3 separate regions of the Homo sapiens genome follow, and all the other regions are linked to region 3. Evidence: read pairs that join two places in POLR2A ChIA-PET (ENCODE). Cell type or tissue: MCF 10A. All regions are shown on one strand. Region 1 has its middle 6.9 kb from the start of SH2B2. Region 2 has its middle 25 kb from the start of CUX1. Region 3 has its middle 15 kb from the start of TRIM56.

Evidence for each region. ChIA-PET counts read pairs that join two places held together with the same protein. Peaks named below come from ENCODE experiments on the same cell type or tissue, not always from the same donor. Only the 100,000 strongest peaks of a DNase experiment are listed, where the experiment ranks them.
Region 1: POLR2A ChIA-PET joins it to region 3 with 5 read pairs; 2 of 35 experiments call an interaction of 5 or more read pairs at or near these places.
Region 2: POLR2A ChIA-PET joins it to region 3 with 5 read pairs; 1 of 35 experiments calls an interaction of 5 or more read pairs at or near these places.

Annotation. Positions count from the first base shown.
Region 1 is chr7:102,277,927-102,281,926 of GRCh38, reverse strand. It overlaps a transcript of CUX1 not described here. Among named protein-coding and RNA genes, the nearest start is that of SH2B2, 6.9 kb to the left of the region's middle. RefSeq lists enhancers at 1,478-2,097, 2,098-2,716. In MCF 10A, a CTCF peak has its summit at 2,291 (motif pointing left); a DNase peak (open chromatin) is centred at 2,286.
Region 2 is chr7:101,790,130-101,794,129 of GRCh38, reverse strand. No RefSeq gene overlaps it. Among named protein-coding and RNA genes, the nearest start is that of CUX1, 25 kb to the left of the region's middle. In MCF 10A, no CTCF peak of the experiment used is centred here; DNase peaks (open chromatin) are centred at 1,589 and 1,939.
Region 3 is chr7:101,098,796-101,102,795 of GRCh38, reverse strand. No RefSeq gene overlaps it. Among named protein-coding and RNA genes, the nearest start is that of TRIM56, 15 kb to the right of the region's middle. RefSeq lists cis regulatory regions at 2,459-2,469, 2,504-2,514 and enhancers at 2,392-2,536, 2,437-2,581, 2,334-2,628, 1,989-2,696, 2,697-3,404. In MCF 10A, no CTCF peak of the experiment used is centred here; a DNase peak (open chromatin) is centred at 2,475.

The sequences.
Region 1 (4,000 bases), 1.2 Mb before region 3:
ACTCACCAGGAAGACCAGGCAGTGCAGGAACAGTGTGTAGAAGAAGCCGATGGTGCGCGCCATCTTGTTGGAGAGAACCAGACGCCCCTGGGAGCAAGGAGGGGGTGAGTGGGGATGGGGCCGGCCTCACCCACCCCTGCAGGGCTGCCTGGGCTTCACAGAAAGGGCCCTAGGGTGGCAAGGGGAGGGAAGGGACAGGAAGCTGGGGCCCCTATTCCATCATTATGGGCCAGGGACATGGGCTGCTGGAATTCTTTTTTTTTTGAGACAGAGTCTCCCTCTGTCGCCCAGGCTGGAGTGCAGTGGTGTGATCTTGGCTCACTGCAACCTCCACCTCCTGGGTTCAAGTGATTCTCCTGCCTCAGCCTCCTGAGTAGCTGGGATTACAGGTGTGCGTCACCACGCCCAGCTAATTTTTGTATTTTTACTAGAGATAGGGTTTCACTATGTTGGCCAGGCTGGTCTCGAACTCCAGACCTCAGGTGATCCGCCCAACTTGGCCTCCCAAAGTGCTGAGATTACAGGCGTGAGCTGCTGTGCCCGGCCACCGGAATTCTTTAAAAACGTTTTTTTAGACAAGGTTGCCCAGGCTGGAATGTAGTGGTCACAGCTCACTGTAGCATTGACTTCCTAGGCTCAAGTGATCCTCCTCCGTCAGCCTCCTGAGTAGCTGGGACTACAGGTGCACACCACTGCGCCTGGCTAATTTTATTTTTTGTAGAGACAGGATCTTACTGTGTTGCCCAGGCTGGTCTCGAACTCCTGGGCTCAAGCAATCCTCCCACCTCCCAAAGTGCTGGGATGACAGGTGTGAGCCACCATGTCTGACTCTAGGCTGCAGGAATTCTGAGGAATGCCCCCTCTACAGCCCAGTTCAGAACCATGCTGTGAACCATGCTCTCAGAGGATCTGCCCGGGAAGGGGAGAGACCCTGTCCCAGATCACACAGCCACTCTTGGCAGGGCTGGCGGCTCCTCCAGCCTGGGCTGCAGGGCAGGTGAAGAGGTGCCTGGAGACAGAGGCTCAGGCCTGTCCAGGGAGGGGGTGGGTAGGGGCAGGGACTCACCATGCTGAGGGTGGCCTTGTCCCAGGGACTCAAGCTCAGGTACTTCCTCTGCCGCTCCTGCACAGGGAGGGACAGTCAGGAAAGGACCCCAAAGGACCTCACAGGCCCTGGCTTGTGGCAGAGAGCAGGGCCTGGCCAGCCACAGGACACCCTGCCCGCTGTTCTTGCAGACCCCCAGGGGGCTGCCAGGGTGCTGCCAGGGGCTTCCCTGGGTGCACAGTCTACTCAGTGTGACATTCTGGACTCCCCTGACATCTGTGAGAGCCCCTCCCCGCCTCTGCAGCCGTCCATTCTGCCCATGGGAAAGTACTCCACGGGCAGAACTTCTGCAGTCTGGGTGGGGGAGGGGAGTTGTGGGGTGGGGTCCCCACAATGGATCGCCCGATTCTGGGAGCTGTAACTGGTTTTTCCTTGTCTGCCTGTCCCGCAAATGCACTCCAGGTTAACCCGGTCACTGCCACACACCCTCGGGTAGTCCTCGGCAGGTGTTCCTGAATGGGCCCTGGGCCTACATTGCACTGAAGCGGTGGGGAGGCTGTCTTGGGGGGGCTCCTGGCCTGAGGGGCCAGGGTGTGCAGGGCTGGCGTGGCAAGGCTGGCCGAGAGCACCCAGACAAGGGCAGGTGGAGGGGAGCCAGGGAAGGCCGAGTGCTCAGGGATAGGGGCCAAGTGATGGGGGGACCCCTGGGCTTCCCTGGGCTGATGCCCCTCCCCTCCCCTGCCCAGGCTGGGCTCACGAACCCGCTTGCTGAAGGAGGAGAAGGGGTCCAGGCGCTCCTCGTACTGGGACGAGTACCGCAGCTCCGTGTCATCACTGCCGCTGCCCTGCACAGACAGGGAGGGGAAGAGAACCAGTCAGTGCCTTGGGGCCCAGCGGGAAGGGCAGGAGCCCAGGGGAGCCTCAGTTTCCTCATCTGCAAAAAAGGGAAGTGGGGGAGGGAGCCCTAGATCTCAGAGGCGGGAGGAGAGGGTGCTGGGGTGACAATGTGAATGTGGCTGGTGCCTCCTGCCACAGGGGCATGGAGTTACCCATGGGGTCAGGGCCACAGTGCCTCCGGGCACAGATGGGGAACTGAGGCCCAGGCAGGGCCGGGCGCAGCTGCAGGAAGGTGGGTTTGCTGGGAGTGTGGGGTGGTCATGCGAGCAGGCAGGCAGCTGGGAGAGGAGACGCCCCCCAGCTGGCCACCCAGAGCCAGGCTGGTTTGCAGAGTCTGAGTGCCCTCTGGTGGCCAAGGAGCGGCTCTGATGGGTGGGGACAGGGCTGGGGGCTGCTGGGCCCCAAAGGAAGAGGGAGAGGTGAATCCCTGCCCCACTATGCCCCACGCTCTTCTCTCACTCATAGAAAGGGTTTCCTGGCACGGGGTGGCCCCTGGGAGGCCTGGGGGCTGAGAGAAGCCACGCACAGGCCTCCCTAGCCCAGAAAAACTCGGCAAGTGAGTTTCTGATCCACTCTCTTGGTTGCTTTTTGGAGTGTGGACCAAATTCTGTTTACATTTTTTATTATTGCTTATTTATTTATTTGAGACAGAGTTTCGCTCTGTCGCCCAGGCTGGAGTGCAATGGTGTGACCTCGGCTCACTGCAACCTCCACCTCTCAGGTTCAAGCGATTCTCCTGCCTTAGCCGCCTGAGTAGCTGGGATTACAGGTGCATGACACCACGCCCAGCCAATTTTTATATTTTTAGTAGAGACGGGGTTTCACTATGTTGGCCAGGCTGGTCTGGAACTCCTGACCTCAAATGATCCGCCCGCCTCAGCCTCCCAAACCGCTGGGATTACAGGCCTGAGCCACCATGCCCAGCCTATTTATTTTTATTTTTTGGAGGCAGGGTCTTGCTCTGTCACCTGGGCTGGAGTGTAGTGGCTGGATCTCAGCTCACTGCAGCCTGTACCTCCTGGGCTCAAGTGATCCTCCCACCTCAGCCTCCTGAGTAGCTGGGACTACAGGCACGTGCCACGATGCCTGGCTAATTTTTGTATTTTCAGTAGAGATAGGGTTTCACTATGTCGGCCAGGCTGGTCTCAAACTCCACCCGCCTCGGCCTCTCACGGTGCTGGGATTACAGGCATGAGCCACTGTGCCTGGCCCTTCTGGCTAGTATTTTCTTTTCTATTTTATTTTATTTTATTTATTATTATTTTATTTTACTTTACTATTTTATTATTTTATTTTATTTATTTTATTTTATATTTTATTTTATTTTTTTATTTTATTTTATTTTATTTTATTTTAATTTTATTTTATTTATTTTTATTTTATTTTATTTTTGAGACGGAGTTTCGCTCTTGTTGCCCAGGCTGGAGTGCAGTGGTGTGATCTTGGCTCACTGAAACCTCCGCCTCCTGGGTTCCAGCGATTCTCCTGCCTCAGCCTCCTGAGTAGCTGGGACTACAGGTGTGCACCACCATGCCCGGATACTTTTTTTGTATTTTTAGTAGAGACGGGGTTTCACCATATTGGCCAGGCTGGTCTCGAACTTCTGAGCTCAGGCAATTCTCCTGCCTCGGCCTCCCACAGTGGTGGGATGACAGGCATGAGCCACCGTGCCTGGTCCTTCTGGCCAGTTTTTATGAATGAATCTGGACAGGGGCTCCACTCTGTGAGCTTCTCCCGGCTTAGGGAGGGCAGCTAGCAGGCAGGTGGGTGGGTGGGGAGATGTCGGAAGGCCTCAGGGGTCTCTGGGGCCCAGTGCTGCCCAGCAGGTCTTGGTCCCCGACCCTCCCATCTCCAGAGCCCTGATCGGCCTCTCTCCCTGCCTGGTCCACCTGGAGCTGAGGCCAGGGGAGGGCCCTCACCCGGCCAGGGTAGCTCTGCAGGAACTTGATCTTCTCAAAGAGCTTGATGTTGTCGGCGCGCAGGCTGTCCAGCTCACTCTGCAGGGCCTGGAGGGTGTGCTGGGCCAGGCGGTTCTCCTGGGGGGGGAGGGGCAAGGAA
Region 2 (4,000 bases), 690 kb before region 3:
CCTCCCAGAGTGGTGGGATTATAGGCGTGAGCCACTGTGCCCCGCCTGGCCTCTCTCCGGCAAGTCTTTCACGCTCCTCGCTATTTTCCCTGGAGTTAAGCTCTAAGCCCCTACTTCCAGTCTCAGCCTCTATCCTTCCATCAGTGCTCCAGCCCTCCAGAATCCTCCCTCCTCCCTGCTCCCCAGACACCATGTACACCAATAGGGCCCCACAGTCCTTTAATGGCCAGCGTCCACCATGACTGGTCAGGGCCCCTCCCTTCTGATTGGACAGTTGTTAAAGCGTTTTCTAACATCCACCCGCATCTGAACGTCCCAGGCACCAGAGTCATCACTGATTCCTTTCTTTGCCCGGGGTTTAATCACTCCATGCAAGGGACGGGCATGTCTTCTGTCCCACTTTGTAAGGGTGCCCAACTCTCCAGGCCAAGGCTATCCTTTGGCCCTCAGAGCACGTCACATGGATTTCATCTCAGAATCGGATGTTGCCTGCAGTCTGTTGGTCTCACTGTGTTTCAGTTATTTTCCAATTTCTTCCACTGACCTGAGCTCCACCTCAGGGCGGAGACCTTGTCATATTTCTCTACAGGCCTGGCACATAGTAGGCATCTAATAAATGTCTTTTTGTTTGTTTGTTTTGAGGCGGACTCTCGCTCTTTCGCCCAAGCTGGAGTGCAGTGGCGCGATCTAGGCTCACTACAACCTCCACCTCCCGGGTTCAAGCTATTCTCTTGTGTCAGCCTCCCGAGTAGCTGGGATCACAGGTACGCGCCACCACACCCAGCTAATTTTTTGTAATTTTAGTAGAGACGGGGTTTCGTCAGGTTGGCCAGGCTGGTCTCGAACTCCTGACCTCAGGTGACCCACCCGCCTCAGCCTCCCAAAATGCCGGGATTACAGCTGTGAGCCACCACGCCCCACCACGTGTAATAAATGTCTGATGAGTGCAGGTAGGAAAAAAGGAGCCGGGCTCCTTCCTCAGTGAAGAGTTAAAGGTCAAGGGTCATGAGGTCTAATCTATCCCTCTGTACAGTTTATTTTCAGGGTCTCCTTTTGTATTTAAGAATGGGTGAGCAGCTGTGGACGGTGGCTCACGCCTGTAATCCCAGCACTTTAGGAGGCTGAGGTGGGAGGATTGCTTGAGCCCAGGAGTTTGAGACCAGCCTGAGCAACATAGCAAGACACCGTCTCTACAAAAAATAAAAAAATTAGCCAGGTGTGGTGGTGTGGGCTTGTAGTCCCTGGTACTTGGGAGGCTGAGGTTGCAATCCTTAAGGAGAATCGCTAGAGCCTGGGAGGTCAAGGTTGCAGTCAGCTTAAATCACACCACTGCACTCCAGCCTCAGTGACAGAGCAAGACCCTGTCTCAAAAAAAAAAAAAAGGGAAAAGAAAAAAATAATGGGAAAACCATACCAGCCACCTCCTACCTTGCTGGAAGGTGACCAGCCTGAGGTCTGGTTTTCCACAATTTCCTGAAAACTTCCCAAACATCTGGCGCCAGTGTGAAAAGAGCCGGGTGAGGCCTGGAGCCAGAATTAGGCCATCAGTGTTCCCTGAACCTGATAAAATCCTAACCGTCCCAGAAGCCAAGCTGGACTGGGGCGTGAGATCATCACATGCCTGAGATACTTGAATCAACTTGTTCACAGCTTTCCTGGGTCATGTTTTTCATAATTCATGATTCACAGGAGACTTTTAACAACAAAAACATTCAGATTAAATTTTTATATGAGATGTTTTTCCTTTCTTCTACAAGCATTATCAACCATTTCGATCACAAAAAAAAAAAAACCCTCTGCCCACCTCCATAATTATTTAAGGATTTTTTTTTTAACTTGTTTTTCTACTTAATTTGATTCAAAGATAGGAACTCTGGGTATCGAAAGGTGGCATTAAATTGTGGTTTCTCAGGTGACTCAGACAATTTGATGATCCAATTTGTTTTCCTTTCTTTCTTTTTTTTCCTTTTTTTTTTTGAGTCAGGGTTTCGCTCTGTCGCCCAGGCTGGAGTGCAGTGGTGTGATCACCAGTCACTGCAGCCTGGAACTCCTGGGCTCCAGCGATCCCCCCATCTCAGCCTCCCAAGTAGCTGGGACTACAGGCATTTGCCACCACACTTGGCTAATTTTTAAATTTTTTGTAGAGATAGGATTTCACTATATTGCCCAGGCTGGTCTTGAACTCCTGGGCTCAAGCAATCCTCCCACCTTGGCCTCCCAAAGTACTGGGATTACAGGGGTGAGCTACCATGCCTGGCGCTTTTTTTTTTTATTAAATAGTACATGATGCCCTGTCCCTCAAATGAAAACAAATAGGGCAGATTGCTTGAGCCCAGGAGTTTGAGACCAGCCTGGGTAACATGGCGAAACCCTGTCTCTACAAAAAAATACAAAAATTAGCTGGGCATGGTAGCACGTGCGTGTAATCCCAGCTACTCGGGAGGCTGAAGTGGGAGGATCACTTGAGTGCAGAACATCAAGTTTACAGTGAGCCGTGATCATGCCACTGCACTCCAGCCTGGGTGACAGAACAAGATCCTGTCTCAAAAAAAAAAAAAAAAAGAAAAAGAAAGAAAAAGAAAAGAAAACCACACCAGAAAATCTTTTAGCAATACCCTCAAGTCAGTTTTCTCTTTTTTCTTTTTTTTCTGCTGAAAGAATACTCAAAGAAACAGCCCAGCTCTTTTTATTTCTCATGGATACTTTTCAGGGACCTATGTGTGTAACCATTAAAAGACATATTGGAACCATGCTGAAAATTCCATCTCTTTGAATAAGGACTGACTTCACCCAGTCCCCAAGAAGTAACAAGACGGCTGATTACTGTCATTATTTTTGCCATTTGAAAACTCTCCACAGATGTTTCTTTCTCTACGGTCAGAGAGGCTGCTGCTTCAAGAGTAAGACTTGTGCCATGTTGCCTTCAAACAGGAGAAGGGGAGGGGAAAACGATTTAAAAACAAGAGGGAGCTGGGTGCTGTGGCTCATACCTGTAATCCCAGAGCTTTGGGAGGCCAAGGCAGGAGGACTGCTTGAGACAAGGAGTTCGAGTCCGGCCTGGGCAACATAGTGAGATCCCATCTCTATGACTGATAATTAAAAAAAACAAAACAAAACATGTTTTAATTAAAAAAAGAAAAATCAACAAAGAGTATTTTTATGATGGTCTTTTGGAAACAAGTTTGCTTTCTCTTGTTTTCTCTGTGCTATAAGGCCAAGGGCACAGGTCCCTCCTCCGAGGTGAGGCTCCTCTCTCTGACCAGGTGGGGAGTAGGTCTGGCTGCACAGTGGAGGGTGGAGCATTGCCCGTCATTCCTTCAGGACTGACACCCTCAGTGCCCCGCTGCTGGGAATGCTGGTGGCTAACAGCTTTTAGCTGAGTCCTTTTGCAAATATAGCCTCCCCAAAGACAGCCACCTTGGTCAAGTCCATGGCCCTCCCCGAAGGCAGCCAACATCTATGGCTTCTCAGTGTAGGGGTTATAAAGGCCCAGTCCCCATGCCTCAGGGTGGGACAACCCTGATGGGTGAACGCAGTTCCGGGGACCTCACAGGATTTGCTGTGGCCTTTGTTTGTGACTTTAGAGCAGCTCAGCCCTTCCCTCACTTCCTTAAATGAATTGATCCAGAAGTATTGACCCAGTCCCAAAAAGCTTTCTTCACTGAAAATTCTGTCTCAGAGTCCGCTTCCCGGAGAACTGATTTTTTTTTTTTTTTTTTTTTTTTTTTTGATACAGAGTTTCGCTCCTGTTGCCCAGGCTGGAGTGCAATGGCGCAATCTCACCTCACCTCAACCTCCGCCTCCTGGGTTCAAGCGATTCTCCTGCCTCAGCCTCCCGAGTAGCTGGGATTACAGGCATGCGCCACCATACCCAGCTAATTTTGTATTTTTAGTAGAGATGGGGTTTCTCCATGTTGGTCAGGCTGGTCTCGAACTCCTGACCTCTGGTATCTGCCCACCTCAGCCTCCCAAAGTGCTGGGATTACAGGCGTGAACCACT
Region 3 (4,000 bases):
AACACCTGGCTAATTTTTTGTATTTTTTGTAGAGATGGGATTTCACCATGTTCCCCAGGCTGGTCTCAAACTCCTGGGCTCAAGCGATACACAGGCTACGGCTCCCAAAGTGCTGGGATTATAGGCATGAGCCACCACACCCGGCTACCTTCCTCATCTTTAAAACGAGGATGGTCAGGAGTGGTGGCTCACGCCTGTAATCCCGGCACTTTGGGAAGCTGAGGCGGGTGGATCACTTGAGGCTGATCAGGAGTTTGAGAGCAGCCTGACCAACATGGTGAAATCCCGTCTGTACTAAAAATACAAAAATTAGCCGGGTGTGGTGGCACATGCCTGTAATCCCAGCTACTCGGAAGGCTGAGGCAGGACAATCGCTTGAACCTGGAGGGGCAGAGGTTGCAGTGAGCAGAGATCGCACCACTGCACTCCAGCCTGGGCGAAAGAGCAAAACTCCATCTCAAAAATAAAAAAATAAAAAAAATAAAATGGGGATGGGAGTGATACCCCCCCCACATAGAATTCCTGAGAGGACCAAAAGAGAATCCATGTGGTATGCATGGCAGGCAGAAAGGAGCCTGGCTGGGAGGAAATGTACACTGCATCCCACTCTCATTCCTGCATACATTCACTCATTCACTCATTCTGCATGTACTATAGCCCAGGCACTATTCCGGACCTATCAGTGAACAAAACAAAGTCCCCCGTCCTCATGGGGCTTGCATTCTACAGGGGTTGAAAATCGGTAACAATAAGCAGAATACATAATGAAAGGGTAGAGTATGTTAGAAGGTTAGAGAGGTATGGAAAAATAAAAAGCCCAGCAGGGAGGGGTTATTATCTTTCTGTTTGTTTTGTTTTGAGACAGGGTCTCGCTCTGTCACCCAGGCTGGAGTACAGTGGTACAATCTCAGTTTACTGCAACCTCCACCTACCAGGATCAAGCGATCCTCCTGCTCTCAGCCTCCCAAGTAGCTGGGATTATAAGTGCACACAACCACACCCAGCCAATTTTTAAACTTTTTGTAGAGATGGTGTCTCGCTATAGTGCTCAGGTTGGTCTCGAGCTCCTGGGTTCAAGCAATCCTCCTTCCTTCGCCTCCCAAAGCTCTGGGATGACAGGCATGAGCCACTGAGCTTAAATAACTTCATTCTTACTCATGCCTCCCTTCCAAGGAAAGGAATAATTAATAAATCTCTTTTGCAGAAGGGTCTCACCCCCTCAATAGAGTTGCCACCTGCCCTGGAGTGTATATGCGATCTGAACGAAAGTGACTAGGCTTTAGCATACATTCACTCATTCGTTATTTCAACCAATAGATATCTCCAAAATACCTGATTATGGAGTGCCCACTATGAATTAGAAGCCCTTGTCCTCCTGAAGGGTTTTGTAGGCAGGGAAGGAGCTGCATGTGAACAATCTAAGTTAGGCAGTGAAGCCGGGTGCGGTGGCTCATGCCTGTGATCCCAGTACTCTGGGAGGCTGAGGCGGGCAGATCACTAAAGGTCAGGAGTTCCAGACCAGCCTGGCCAACATAGTGAAACCCCGTCTCTACTAAAAATAGAAGAAATAGCTGGGCATGGTGGCGGGTGCCTGTAATTCCAGCTGCTCAGGAGGCTGAGGCAGGAGAATCACTTGGACCTGGGAGATAGAGGTTGCAGTGAGCTGAGATTGCACTACTGCATTCCAGCCTGGGTGACAGAGACTCTGTCTCAAAAAAAAAAAAAAAAAAGTTAGATGATGATCAGAGCTGCCAGGCATGGCAGGCAGGCATTGCTGGAGGGGGTGAGGTCTGCGTGTGCGCCTCACTCTGCGGCCTTGTGCCACCAGCAGCTCTCTGGACTCGGGGGTCTGCTGCACCTTGGCTTGCTTTGGCTGTTTTCTTCTAATAAGTGAATAAGTGGATGGACCGTCCCTAACCTACGATCACGGGAGGCAACATAGATACGGCTGTTTCCAAGTGTGAAGGAAGGTTTTCTGAGTTGGCCCCTGAGCAAAAATATCAACCCCCGAGAAACCCATTCCCCAACCCCCAGAAGCAGGGAAGGACGCCGTGGCCATCTGCCCAGCCATGTACCTGGCCTGCGCCACGTCCCTCCTTCTCCTCTTCTCCGGCATGGGCTTCGTTGCTGTGCTTGGGAGGTCAATCTAACCCCACGGAAAGAGTGAAGAGGAGGGAGGAGCAGAGTCTCTTGTTGCAGATACGGCTGCTCACCAAGGCTGTGGGGAGCAGACGTGACCCCTGCGTTTCTGGGGCTGTGACTGCACTAGTGCAAAGGAGGAGAGATCGGGTCTGAGGGAGGAGGCTTGGCCACATGGCTAAGAACCTGAGGCCCGTGTGTGTCCGACCGCAGAGGCAGATGCTCCGCCTTGGGGTTAGGAGCTGGGAACAGGCCGTTCTCCCTACAGTCACTGCTCACATGGACCACAGCGATCTCTCCTGCCATCGGCCCCCTCAGCTGCTGACTCATGCTCCCCAGGGTTGGCAGAGGCGCCGGTCCAACTAGCTGAGTCATCAGAGGATGAATTGCAGAATTCTTATTCAGGCTGTCACCGGCAGCCGAGGGCCCTCTCCCCCGCCAAGCCATTCAAAGCATTCCCTCCCCGCTTGTCATTGTGTCTCTCCATCTCCGTCTTGGGGGCCTTGAACAGGATGCCAGCAGGGTGCATGGTGTGTCTCTGAGCACCCCCCTTAGGTCAAAATTCCAGACCTCTCCTAATAGGGACCAGGGCCTGGTTTATTAGCACGGGGCAGCATCTCAGATCTTTTTTTTTTTTTTTTTTGAGATGGAGTTTCACTGTTGTTACCCAGGCTGGAGTGCAAAGGTGCCATCTTGGCTCACTGCAACCTCTGCCTCCCGGGTTCAAGCAATTCTCCTACCTCAGCCTCCCAAGTAGCTGGGATTAAAGGCATGCGACACCACACCTGGCTAATTTTGTATTTTTAGTAGAGACGGGGTTTCACCATGTTGGTCAGGCTGGTCTTCAACTCCCAATCTCAGGTGATCTGCCCACCTTGGCCTCCCAAAGTGCCGGGATTACAGGCGTGAGCCACTGTACCCGGCTTAGCATCTCAGATCTTATTTCATCCACTCACTCATCTTATAAATGAGGAAACAGAGATACAGATAGGCTCAAGTGACTCGGCCAGGATTTGAGCTGCTTGAGAAGGCAGAGAACTGGGCATTGGGTGCTAGGAAGGGCAGCTTTGGAGTCAGACAGTTCTCAGTCTAAATTGAAATCGACTTATTCTGAGCAAGCCTCGCCAAGCCTCGGTTGGTTTTCTCATATGTAACAGAATGTGAAGGCTTCTGGGAGTCAATGGATGGGGAGCAGGCGAAGGCAAGATCTCAGCCACTGCTATCGGTTCTCCTGTATTTGATGGGGAGGCCAGAGGCTGAGATCATTCCTCTTCCTCTTTGGGAAAACTTGGAGGGGAGAGGAAGGAAGCTTTTTTGGGGGCTCTTGGATACCAGGTTAGGGGAGTGGGTTTGGCCAGTAGGTAGATGTTCCTAGAACCCGCCCCCCCTGCAGGGAGGACCCCAAATGCCACAGGCTGGAAAGTACCCACAGATGCAGCTGGATGCGGCGGCTCACGCCTGTAATCCCAGTGCTTTGGGAGGCCGAGGCGGACAGATCGCTTGAGCCCAGGAGTTTGAGAGCAGCCTGACCAACATGGCAAAATGCCATCTCTACAAAAATTAGCCAGGTATGGTCGTGAGTGCCTGTAATCTCAGCTACTTGAGGGACTGAGACAGGAGAATCATTTGAGCCCTGGAGGTTGAGGCTGCAGTGAGCCGAGATCGCACCACTGCCCTCCAGCCTGGGCGACAAAGTGAGACCCTGTCTCAAAAAACAAAATAAAAAATAAAAAAAGGGGGCTAGGTACGGTGGCTCACGCCTGTAATCCCAGCACTTTGGGAGGACAAGGCAGGCAGATCACAAGGTCAGGAGCTGGAGACCAGCTTGGCTAATATGGTGAAATCTTGTCTCTACTAAAAA